Linked DNA regions of Homo sapiens: region 1 is linked to region 2. A link is an interaction called in ENCODE POLR2A ChIA-PET data of the cell type or tissue named here. Cell type or tissue: K562. All regions are shown on one strand. Links, peaks and the distances in the headings refer to the core of each region. The heading gives the core; the rest is flanking DNA. Region 1 overlaps BLOC1S5 (biogenesis of lysosomal organelles complex 1 subunit 5). Region 2 overlaps DSP (desmoplakin).

The links. Peaks named below come from ENCODE experiments on the same cell type or tissue, not always from the same donor. Only the 100,000 strongest peaks of a DNase experiment are listed, where the experiment ranks them.
Region 1: POLR2A ChIA-PET joins it to region 2 with 5 read pairs; 2 of 35 experiments call an interaction of 5 or more read pairs at or near these places.

Annotation. Positions count from the first base shown.
Region 1 is chr6:8,047,039-8,052,038 of GRCh38, reverse strand. All of the region lies in intron 2 of BLOC1S5 (biogenesis of lysosomal organelles complex 1 subunit 5), which reads left to right. All of the region lies in intron 2 of BLOC1S5-TXNDC5 (BLOC1S5-TXNDC5 readthrough (NMD candidate)), which reads left to right. The region is part of intron 4 of EEF1E1-BLOC1S5 (EEF1E1-BLOC1S5 readthrough (NMD candidate)); the gene reads left to right. Among named protein-coding and RNA genes, the nearest start is that of BLOC1S5, 15 kb to the left of the region's middle. In K562, for the core only: no CTCF peak of the experiment used is centred there; no DNase peak of the experiment used is centred there.
Region 2 is chr6:7,577,098-7,583,732 of GRCh38, reverse strand. DSP (desmoplakin) reads right to left here. Exons shown (of 24, transcript NM_004415.4): 21 at 5,847-5,954; 22 at 5,171-5,269; 23 at 2,164-4,458; 24 at 1-1,091. Among named protein-coding and RNA genes, the nearest start is that of SNRNP48, 9.8 kb to the left of the region's middle. In K562, for the core only: no CTCF peak of the experiment used is centred there; a DNase peak (open chromatin) is centred at 3,672; H3K27me3 peaks cover 2,852 bases.

The sequences.
Region 1 (5,000 bases), core at 1-5,000, 470 kb before region 2:
GCCGAGATCGCACCCTGCACTCCAGCCTGGGTGGCAAGACTCCGTCTCAAAAAAAAAAAAAAAAAAAAAGGCATGGATGTTCTATCAGCAGACATAATAACAACACGCATCTTCTTGTCTATCTCCATCAGGTAACCAGGTGTATTGTCATTGAGCAGTGATATTTTGAGAGGAGTCTTTTTTTCTGAGCAGTAGGTCTCAACAGTGGGCTTCAGTAAACCATACTGTAAACAGATGTGCTGTCATCCAGGCTTTGTTGTTCCTTTTATAAAGCACAGGCAGAGTAGATCTAGCATAATTCTTTATGACCCTAGGATTTTTGGAATGGTATGTGAGCACCGGCTTCAACTTCAAGTCACCAGCTGCATTAACCCCTAACAAGAGAGTTAGCTTGTCCTTTGAAGCTCTGAAGCCAGGCATTGACTTCTCTCTAGCTATGAAAGTCCTAGATGGCGTTTTCTGCTAATAGCAGGCAGTTTCATATACATTGGAAGTCTGTTGTTTAGTGTAGCTACTTCAGCAATGATCGTAGCTAGATCTTGCAGTCTACGTTAGCATTTGTTGCTTCACCTTGCACTTGTATGTTATGGAGATGGTGTCTTTCCTTAAATCTCATGAACCAACCTCTGCTGGCTTGGCTTCAAACCTTCCTTCTGCAGCTTCCTCACCTCTCTCAACCTTCATAGGATTGAATAGAGTTAGGGCCTTCCTCTCAATTAGGCTTTGGCTTAAGAAAATGTTGTGGCTGGTTTCATCTTCTGTCCAGACCACTCAAACTTTCTCCCTATCAGCAATAAGGCTGTTTCACTTTCTTATCATTCGTGTGTTCACTAGAATAACTTTTTTTTTTTTTTGAGATGGAATCTCACTGTCACCAGGCTGGAGTTCAGTGGCGCAGTCTCGGCTCACTGCAGCCTCCACCTCCCAGGTTCAAGCAATTCTCCTGCCTCAGCCTCCTGAGTAGCTGGGACTACAGGTGTGCACCACCCTGCTCAGCTGATTTTTGTATTTTTAGTAGAGACAGGGTTTCACCATGTTGGCCAAGATGGTCTCGATCTCTTGACCTTGTGATCTGCCCACCTCGGCCTCCCAATGGAATAACATTTTTAATTTCCTTCAAGAATCTTCCTTTTCCACTGGGCACAGTTGCTCATGCCTGTAATCCCAGCACTTTGGGAGGCCGAGGCGGGCAGATCACCTGAAGTCAGGAGTTCAAGACCAGCCTGGCCAACATGGCGAAACCCCGTCTCTACTAAAAATACAAAAATATTAGCCAGGCATTGTGGCACTTGGCTGTAGTCCCAGCTACTTGGGAGGCCGAGGCATGAGAATTGCCTGAACCTGGGCGGCAGAGGTTGCGGTGAGCCGAGATCACACCGCCGCACTCCATCCTGGGTGACAGAGTGAGACTCTGTCTCAATAAAAAAAAAAAAAAAAGTTTCTTTTCCATTCTCATCTTGGCTAAATATCTGGTGCAAAAGGCCTCGCGTTCATCCTGCCTTGGCTTTCAACATGCATTCTTCACTAAGTGTAATCATTTCTAGTTTTGGATTAAAGTCAGAGATTTATGACTCTTTATTTACTTGAACACTTAGAGGCCATGTGGGGTTATTAATTGGCCTAATTTCAGTGTGTCACAGGGAATACGGAGGCCCAAGGAGAGGGAAAGAGATGGGGGAATGGCCAGTCAGTGAGCAATGAGAACAGACCCAACATTCATAGATTAAGTTCATGGTCTTATGTGATTGTGGTTTGTGGCGCCCCAAAACTATGACAACAGTAACATCAAAGATCACTGATCACAGATCACCCTTACAGGTGTAATAATAATGAAAACTTGTGAAATTTTATGAGAATTACCCAAATGTGACAAAGGGACACAAGGTGAGCTCATGCTGATGGAAATATGGCACCAATAGACTTGCTTGAAACAGCGTTGCCACAAACCTTCAATTTGTAAAAAACATAGTATCTGCAAAGCATAGTAAAGTGAGGTATGCTTGCGTACACTTAGAAGTATATACATCCACCGGACACAGTGGCTCACACCTGTAATCCCAGCACTTTGGGAGGCTGAGGTGGGTGGATCGCTTGAGCTCAGGAGCTTGAGACCAGCCCTGGGCAACATGATGAAACCCCGTCTCTACAAAGAATACAAAAATTGGTCGGGCATAGTGGCTTGTGCCTGTTCTCTCAGCTACTTGGGGGCTGAGGCGGGAGGATCGCTTGAGCCCAGGAAGCGGAGGTTGCAATGAGCCAGAATCACACCACTCTACTCCAGCCTGGGCAACAGAGTGAGACCCTATCTCAAAAAAAAAAAAGTATATACATAATTATATACACATTGACATGTATGCATTTATATATGCATGTATGTACTTAAAACAGTGGTTGGATAAGTTGTTAATAATTACCTAAAGGGAAAGCTATGGAGGAGATAGGGTGCAAAGGATAGGAGTAGAAGCTACACTTCTTTGAATGTATTTTGTTTTACAGATATAGTTTTGGAGCCATATAAATGTTTTACATAATTTAAATTTTAAATTTAAAGAGCAATTCCTAAAAATCAAGTAAAATTTACAGAAAAAAGCCTGTGTTTTTGGATGGTGACATTGCTACTCAGAGAGAAATTGTTCCACGTTCTTTCTTTCCTTTCTTTTTTTTTTTGAGACGAAGTCTTGCTCTTGTCCCCCAGGCTGGAGTGCAATGGCGCGATCGCGGCTCACTGCAGCCTCCATCTCCCAAGTTCAAGCGATTCTCCTGCCTCAGCCTCCCGAGTAGTTGGGATTACAGGTGCCTGCCACCACGCCCGGCTAATGTTTGTATTTTTAGTAGAGATGGGGTTTCACCATGTTGGCCAGGCTGGTCTCGAACTCCTGACCTCATGTGATCTGCCCATCTCGGCCTCCCAAAGTGCTGGGATTACAGGCATGAACCACTGTACCTGGCCTCTTTCTTTCCCCCCTCCCCTCCCCTCCCTTCCTCTCCCCTCCCCTCCTCTTCTTTCTTTCCTTTCTTTTCTTTCTTTTGAGGCGGAGTCTCTTTCACCTAGGCTGGAGTGAAGTGGTGTGATCTCGACTCACTGCAGCTTCTGCCACCCTGGGTTCAAGTGATTCTCCTGCCTCAGCCTCCTGAGTAGCTGGTATTACAGGCGTACACCACCATGCCCAGCTAATTTTTGTATTTTTAGTAGAGATGGGGTTTCACCATGTTGGCCAGGTTGGTCTTGAACTCCTGACCTCAGGTGATCCGCCCACCTCAGCCTCCCAAAGTGCTGGGATTACAGGCGTGAGCCACCGTGCCCAGCCAACTCTTCCACATAATTTCAAGGCACAATGATTTGACTTTACATCCTAGTGAAATATACCTTCAAAAGAAAAAGTTAAAAAATATATATTAAATTTCTTATTTTAGTAATCATTTTGTTGATGCTAGTATTGGTATTATGACTTGACTGAATCAGCGATAAAACAAACAATTATGTTGGTGTTTTGATAACTGGAAAGAAACAGATAAGACAGAAGAGGGTAATTAGAAATTCTGTGGTCTTTAATTTAAGTTTGACTATCAGTATGAACTCAAGATATATCTATTTTTTAAAAAAATACATATTTCCTAGCCTTCTCCGCTGAAAAGTTAGAAACAATGACCAACCCAATAAAAGTGAGCAGCCTTAGTGCTCAGTCTCCGAATTCCATTTCTACATCCCAGTGGGAGGTTAGACACCTGCTCATTCCAAGTCCAGAGCAGGAGATGGAGAGGATGAACCTGGAGCATCAGATCATGCCAGAAAGCAAATGAGCTACTACAAAATACTAGAGTTTTGTCTGAAGCATTCCAGAGCCAGCTTGAATAGGCTCCCACTGGACAAAGCTGGGATAATCTGAGTACCAATTATCTGGTGCAAAAGGCCTTGCGTTTGTCCTATGAGAAATACTGCAATGGATTGAAAAACTTCAAATATCTCTAAATCTATGAGTCATAGGGATATGTACAAACAAACAAAAAACCTTTCTAATCACCTTTAGTGGATACTAGGGAGCCAACTCATTATTTTTGAAACTGGTAAATACGGGAGAAAGAATCAAGTGTTCTGTCTTGCCTTTTGTATGTGAACATTACTCAGAGTAACCAAGTTGTTGTTGGGGGCAGTTTCTCCTCATAGAGTATTTCTGCTAGTAAACAAAGACAGAATGCTACCAAGATGCTGTTGAGAGTATACAACCCATGTCTGAAAAATTCTTGCAAACAAAAAACAGAACCCTGAATTTGATCAGGGCTTTAGTTCTAACGACTAATTTACAGGAAAGAGAACAGACAAAGGAGTATGTTAAATTACACCATGGGGATTCATTCAGCAAACAACAGACTGTGGGAAACTGTGCAGAACAAATGACTCACTTTTTTCCAACAAATTGCAAGGGAAAAAAGTGAAAGGGGAAATCTATTGGTTAAAAAGGACTTAAGAAACATATTAATCAATTGCAGTATATAAAACTCGTTTAGGTTGTGGTTCAAACAAACTGGGGGATAAAAAACATTTATAGGACATTTGAGGGAATGTGAACACTACTTTGATATTAAAAAATTGTTGGCCAGGCGTGGTCAACAAATGTCTTTTATAGAGAGATGGGACAACCCTGTCTCTATAAAAAATACAAAAATTAGCCAAGTGTCATAATGTGCGCCTGTAGCCCCAGCTACTTGGAAGGCTGAGGTAGGAGGATTGCTTGAGCCAGGGAGGCAGAGGTTGCAGTGAGCCAAGATTGTGCCACTGCACTCCAGCCTAGAAAACAGAGCCAGACCTTGTCTCAAAAAAAAAAAAAATTACTGTTGACTGTGTGTGTGTGTGTGTGTGTGTGTGTGTGTGTGTGTGTGAGAGAGAGAGAGAGAGAGGTGGTCTTATTGTTTGTTTAAGGCAAGTCTCTTGTTTTAAAGATATTAATATATGTTGAGATCAAGCATGGTGGCTCATGCGTGTAATTCCAGGACTTCAGGAG
Region 2 (6,635 bases), core at 1,636-6,635:
TCTCTATCAATCAGCCCCCGGGCCAAGGCGACATCTTTTGGCAAAAAGACACTGTTCACAGGGTCTACTACACCCCCTGAAGCAATCTGGGCTTCCAGCAGGCGCATTCCGGTTTCTCTATCAATCAAATTTTTCTTGATGGCTTCTGAAACAGATACTGTCTTGCCTGAAAATGGATCATCAAAACCAGTGATAGCTTTTTCTGCTGCATATATCTGCTGACGGTCATCGAAGTCAATGAGGTCCCGAGCTATGGCACTGTCGACAGTCAGCTTCTCATTCCGATGGGGATCAATTATACCACCTGTAGCTGCCTGGGCCTCCAGAAGCATGACTGTGGATTCTGGGCTGATTAATTTCTTTCTCTTGGCCTCTACCAAAGAGTATTTTTCCTTAGGAGAAGCAGATGCTCCAGCGATAGATCCTGCACCCCGAAGGAATGGCTGGATTTCAGAAGCAACTTCTTCCACTGACTTCTTCCCCTTCAATAGTTTGTCCAAGGTTGTTTTGTCGATCAGCTGACACTCATAGAGCTGCATTGCTGTCACCTTCTTCCTCAGCCCATCAAACACCAGCTTGGAGGTGTCAACGGTCCACTCACACTCAGTCTGGGTCTCTCGATGGGACCCATATGGGCGCTGTCTGAGTTTATCAATCTCCCTCTGATATCGGGAGCGTTCTGTTTCTAACTGTGACTGTGTCTCCCTGGTAGAATCCTCCAGCTTACGCCTGCACCTCTCTTCAATTCTCTTGATCTCTGCTTGGAGTCTTTCGATCTCACTCCTAAGACTGTTCTTCTCTCTCTCACTCTTTTCTCTTTCCGATTCTATCTTCCTAATAGCCTCCTCCTTGCGGGAATATTGAGTCTTCCACTGATTCAGGTCATTCTGAATTTGCTGTTTCTCACACTCCAGGCGCTGTTTCACCCTGGTTTCTGCCTCTAGAGTTGATTTTGCACGATTCAGCTCATCCTCCAGCCTCTGCAGCCTTGCCTTGTCTTGCTCCAGGACTTTGATTTTCACCAGAAGGCTCTCTCTTTCCTGTACCACCTGAGTACACTGATTCTTTGATTCCTGAATCCTATTAGATGCCTGGAATTGAAGAAGAAAGAAATGGGAAAAAATAATGTTTTGAATCATATCATATTACTATCACGACTTAACTTTCTTTTGTGTATCTATCTTTAAAAAAAAAAGCCTTGCTTATTTTTTCTTTCTATATTGTCCCTGGATACACTGTGAGCTTGTTATTTTACAAATTTGTGGGAAAAATTCTGTATATGTTGCCACTTCAATAAATGGCTTCATACTTACTATTTTTTTCTATAGAAGGAACTGTAAGTTGCAGACCTGTCTTACTCTTAACAATAATTATGCTTTGAAAAAATGTGGGGAGTTTTGTTTCAGGTTATCATACCTGCTACACCTACATCTCACCTGTTACAGCTAGATGAACATACTTAATGAAGCAATACAAATATATGAAGATATATATTATATAAAATATATATTATAGATAAATATATATTATGTAATTATATAATTATATATATAATATATAGATATACACACACACACACACACACACACACACCAACCCAGCCACACACAAATATTGTCTGTAGAAGTTAAATAAGTTATTTTTAAATTAAGGGTTAGGAGAAGGAAAGTCAAACAAAAGGAAACACACTAGGGCCATGATCAAAAGCGAACACTAAATAATCCATGCAAAAAAATCATCTAAGCAGGCAAAAGAAAAAGTGTTTTAAAAATTGCATAGGGAAACACTTTAGTATGGCTTCTATTTAAGAAAATTTTCATTACAAATGTATGTCATAGCTCACTAAATAAGAGCTAACTTCTAAGAAGTAGAATGGAACATTCGGAGGAAGTTATACATGTATTAGTGTTCTTAAAAGCAGGGCCAAACACAGGCTACCCAGAGATCAGCATTTGATGCAATTAAAGAACAGCAGGGCACACAGCATTGAAATTATTTTAAAGCAGTTACCTGGATTATGACAGGAAGTAGTAGAGCAATAAAAAGAAAAATTAGATTTTCTATAAGCATCTATTTAAGCAGAAAGAGCACAGTTCAGATGAGATAATAATGTGATGAATAATTTGAGAAACAGTGAAGCTGTGATCAAGTATTTGTGAATACCTCTAAAGCCTGCTTTTGGAATTTCTCAATTTCCTGTCTCAAATTTTCCCTCTCTCTCTGTAAATCATTAATCAGCCCCTGCAGTTCCAGGGTCCGGTTGTTGCTGATCTGCAGCTGGCTCCTTAGTTCCAAGATGGTTGCATTTTTATCACTGTCCGCTTCGCTTCGTCCTCTCCTCAGGTCATCGTACTCCAGCCTCAGGTTCCGCAGTTCTTCTTCTAACATCAAGTGCTCCTTGGTCAGGTTCTCTGTGAGAGACTGCAGCCTCTCAATTTCTATTTTGCTTTCATTTAAGCTTCTGCTTTTATCTTCTATCGCCTTCTGGAAATGCTCATTCCTCAAGTGAGCTTGTTTGACACTTTCCTGTTCCTGGAGTAACTGCCGCCTCAGGGCCTCGACCTCAGAAGAGAGCCTCCTCAGCTCTTCCTGGGTCCTCTGCTTTTCCCTCAGGTGGCCATCCAGCACGTCCCTCTGCTGCCGGAGGTCATCCTCACTCCTCTTCTTAACAATGGATGCCTGCTCCAGCTGCTGGGTCAGGTTGGTGATTTTGATGGCTTGCTCCTTCAGCGACCTCCTCATGCCTTCCAGCTCTTCCTCCAGCTTCTTCCTCTTGCAGGAGTCTTCTGACGCGGTCCTCTTCAGCCGATTCAGCTCCTCTTCCACCTTCTGCTTCTGCAGCTGCAGCTCTTTCAGAGAGTTCTGGAACCGCGTGATATCCTGGTCCTTCACAGTCCTCTCCTGGGAAACCCTTTCATAGTCGATCCTCAGGCGTGTCAGTTCTTGCTCCTGAACCTTCAGTTTGTTTATTGTCTCCGTCGCACTACTGTTTGCTTTCTGCAGGTCATACTGGACCCTTTGTAATCTCGCGTTTTCATCTTCCAGGCATTTCCGGTCATTTGTTTCTTTGTCGATCAGTTGTTTTAACCTTTCTATCTCCTTGTTTTTATCCTGGATGGTTTTGGCAGCATCATCAAGAGATTGCTTATATCTTACGCTCTCCTCTGTTCGCATCTGAGTGACTTGTCTCAGCTCAACCTCCAGCTGCTGTTTCCTCTGAGACACCTCAGAGCCAGTGGCCTTTTGCTGTTGGATGTCTTCTTCCACCCTCCTGAGATTCTCTGTGGTCTGGGTTAGAGTGTTCTTCAGCCTCTTTATTTCTTCAGATAAGCTCCTGTTTTCTCGGGTGAGATTGTCTATCTGAGCCCGGTAGCCACTGGTATCCTCTTCCTTCTGCATGGTGAGCTGGTGGATGGTGGTCTTGGTGATGTTGATCTCGGTCTCAAACTGATTTTTTAAGCTAATGATCTCCTCATCATAATTGTTTCTTACCTTACTCAGTTCATTTTCATATTCCCAGCGGCGCTTGGCCTCCTCCTGAAACTCAGCTTTGAGTCTCTCGATCTCCTTATTTTTGTCCTGAATGGTCTTGGCAGCCTCCTCCAGGGACTGCTTGTGCCGGGCATTGTCCTCAGAGCGCTGCTGCATGACCTGCTTCAGTTCTATCTCCAGATGCTGCTTCTTCTGCATTATCTCAGAGCCACAGGCCTTTTGCTGAAGGGCGTTTTCTTCAGCTCGCCTTCGCTGCTCAGTGGCCTGCAAGATGCTGTCATTGAGCCTGACAATTTCATCCTTCAGATCTCGATTTTCCCTTGAAAGTCTATCAAGCTGGTTTCTAAGATTTTTGGAATCATCCTCTTTTTGCATGGATATCTCCTTGATGGTGGTCTTCGTAATGTTAATCTCTGTTTCATACTTGTTCCTTAAATTACTCATCTCCTCATTATAGTGGTTTCTTACCTTTGCCAGCTCATTTTCATATTCTCTCTTCCGGGTGCCTTCTTCCTGCAGTAGAACCCTCAACCTTTCAATCTCGTACTCCTTCTCCTTGATGGCTTTCTCAGACTCTAATTTCTGCCAACCAAGGTTCTCCTTTTCACATTGCCTTGCTTTCTGCAGTTGGTCATAGTCATTCTTCTGTTGGTCAAATCTGTCTTCCACAGATTTTCTTCTTCTCTTTTCATCTTCAATCTCATAAGTCAGTCGGGTGATCTTCTCATTGAGTTCTTTTATTTGGCCGTAGCACTTGTCTAGATTTTGCTTAGCCGACTTCCCATCCAGCTCAGCCTGTCTCTTCAGCTCCTCCAGGCTCGCAAGCTTCGCTTTGAACTGGGAACACTCTGCCTGGTATTTCTGCAGGTTCTGATCCAGGAATTTGTTCTTATTACAGTTTTCCGAGTTGGCATCTCGGGCCAGTCTGAGCTCCTCTTCCAAAACTTCGATCTTGGTATTTTTCAGCTGTGGAATGAAATCAGAGATTATGTCAAAAGAAAAACACCTCACATTCCAAGAAAGAAGCAGTACTTTTCCCCTCCCAGACCAATGTGCATTCTTATTTCTCTTTACACACATGGACATACATGCAAAGAGTGACTAGGCAAATATTCAAGAAATCTGGATTCTCATCATAATTCTTGCACCAGCTGCTCATATGCTCTTAGCAAATGATATATTATCTTTGAGTCTGAGCTACCTCATCTGTAAAATGAGGTAATTTCTTTCAAAATCAAAAGCTTATGATTTCATAAATTATATTCCCTTTATTTCAAGTTTACATTAAAATAAGTTTACATATAATCTCAATTTAAGTATCATAAATGAGGAATAAAGGGAACAATCACTGAATATAAAAAATTCAAATATACCTAGTCCAAGATGTTATCTTTAACACAGAGAAATAAAGCAAATTCCTTAACCAAACATTAAATCAAGTGACTTTTGTTTGGCAAAGTTGTTGCAATATTATGACTATTACTTAAGTTCATTTAAAGCAGCGTATTGGAGCATGGAAGTAACCCCAGACTTACAAACAAGCAGTATTACACTAAACCTTTAGAGGAAATACAGTTTCACCAGGATGTGTCCAAATCCATGTTATAATGTGGAAGTAATAATAAGGTTCTATTCTATTTTCTTTTTTGACGCTACAAGAAAAGACAGTATAAATTACCTTCAGATCTTCCAAACTCTTCAGCATCTCACTTAAGAACCTGTAATAGTCTCCAGATCTTGTAAGTAGTTCAATGTACCGAGCATGAACATCTGCAGCCTTGGAGAAAAGGAAGGAAAGAAAGAAAAAGATATTGCATTAAAAAAAAAGTCCTATGTAATTTGACCGATTTTGTTTTCTAAAATAGTGAAATTATAAAGAGTGAATTCTCTTCTTTAGTGTGTTCATTCCAAAATCAGCAAAAGAAAGTACAGCAAAACAAAGGGCCAAAAATGTATCCCATTCTCATCTCTCCAGGCTGTTTCCCCTAAACCATCTGACAGGTACGATAGTCTCTGACATCTTTGAGAAGAGGCTGTCTTTTAGAAATTTCTGTATTTTCCACTTTTTAGAAGTCTCTCTCATCAAACCCAGAAATTTAAGCCCAATTTCTACAAAGACTCTAAATAACACATTCCTGATCATTTCTGAAAATGTATCATACATCAATGACTCACACTGGAGGGCACATAACCTGCTATTAAACCTCTTAAAGTGGTACCCTGTAATGGGATGAAATCAGCAATGGTAAGGAAGACAGGCAGGAGACAGGGAAAAGGGAAGAGGCAGGAGACAGGGAAAAGGGAAGAAGCAGAAGGAGGGGCAGGTTTTAAGAGATATGTGATGACATATATACCTCTTGCAGAATCACCCCAGAAGGGGACTGAATCATGGTCCTCTTGATAGGTATGTTCAGCAGAGTTTCCAGTCCTGAGGTGTATGAGGCCAGCTGGAGCTCATAATCCTGCAGCATAATGAAGTTTAAGAAAAGTGTCCTTCATAGACTTAAAAAGCATCACTAACAGCTACAGTTCCACAGTTTTAAATCATTGGGCTGCACGTCTAATTGCCCACTCCAAAGACTTTGCGCCACTAGTGGCCAAGCAACTAATACTACATTAGCGTGGTGGCTCACACCCATAATCCTGGCACTTTGGGAGGCCGAGCCGGGCAGATCCCCTGAGATCGGGAGTTCAAAACCAGCCTGACCAACACGGAGAAACCCTGTCTCTACTAAAAATATAAAATTAGCCGGGCATGGTGGTGCATGCCTGTAATCCCAGCTACTCAGGAAGCTGAGGCGGGAGAATCACTTGAACCCAGGAGGCAGAGGTTGCGGTGAGCCGAGATCACACCACTGCACTCCAGCCTGGGCAGCAAGAGCGAAACTCTCTCCAAACAAACAAACAAACAAACAAACACCATTATTAAACCAAGCAGTACATCTTTGTATGCTAAATGGAGAATGCAGCACCTACCACCAGTCAAAGAATAGAAACCAGCCATTCAAATGGATACTGCCAATGTGGAATGAATTCAAGCTAATAGATTTTTAATTTTTATGGTTTGTTCAGAAAAGAATATATACAGACCGTAATTGCTATCCTCAGGAAGTGTATACGCTTTACAACAAATCAGCAAGTCA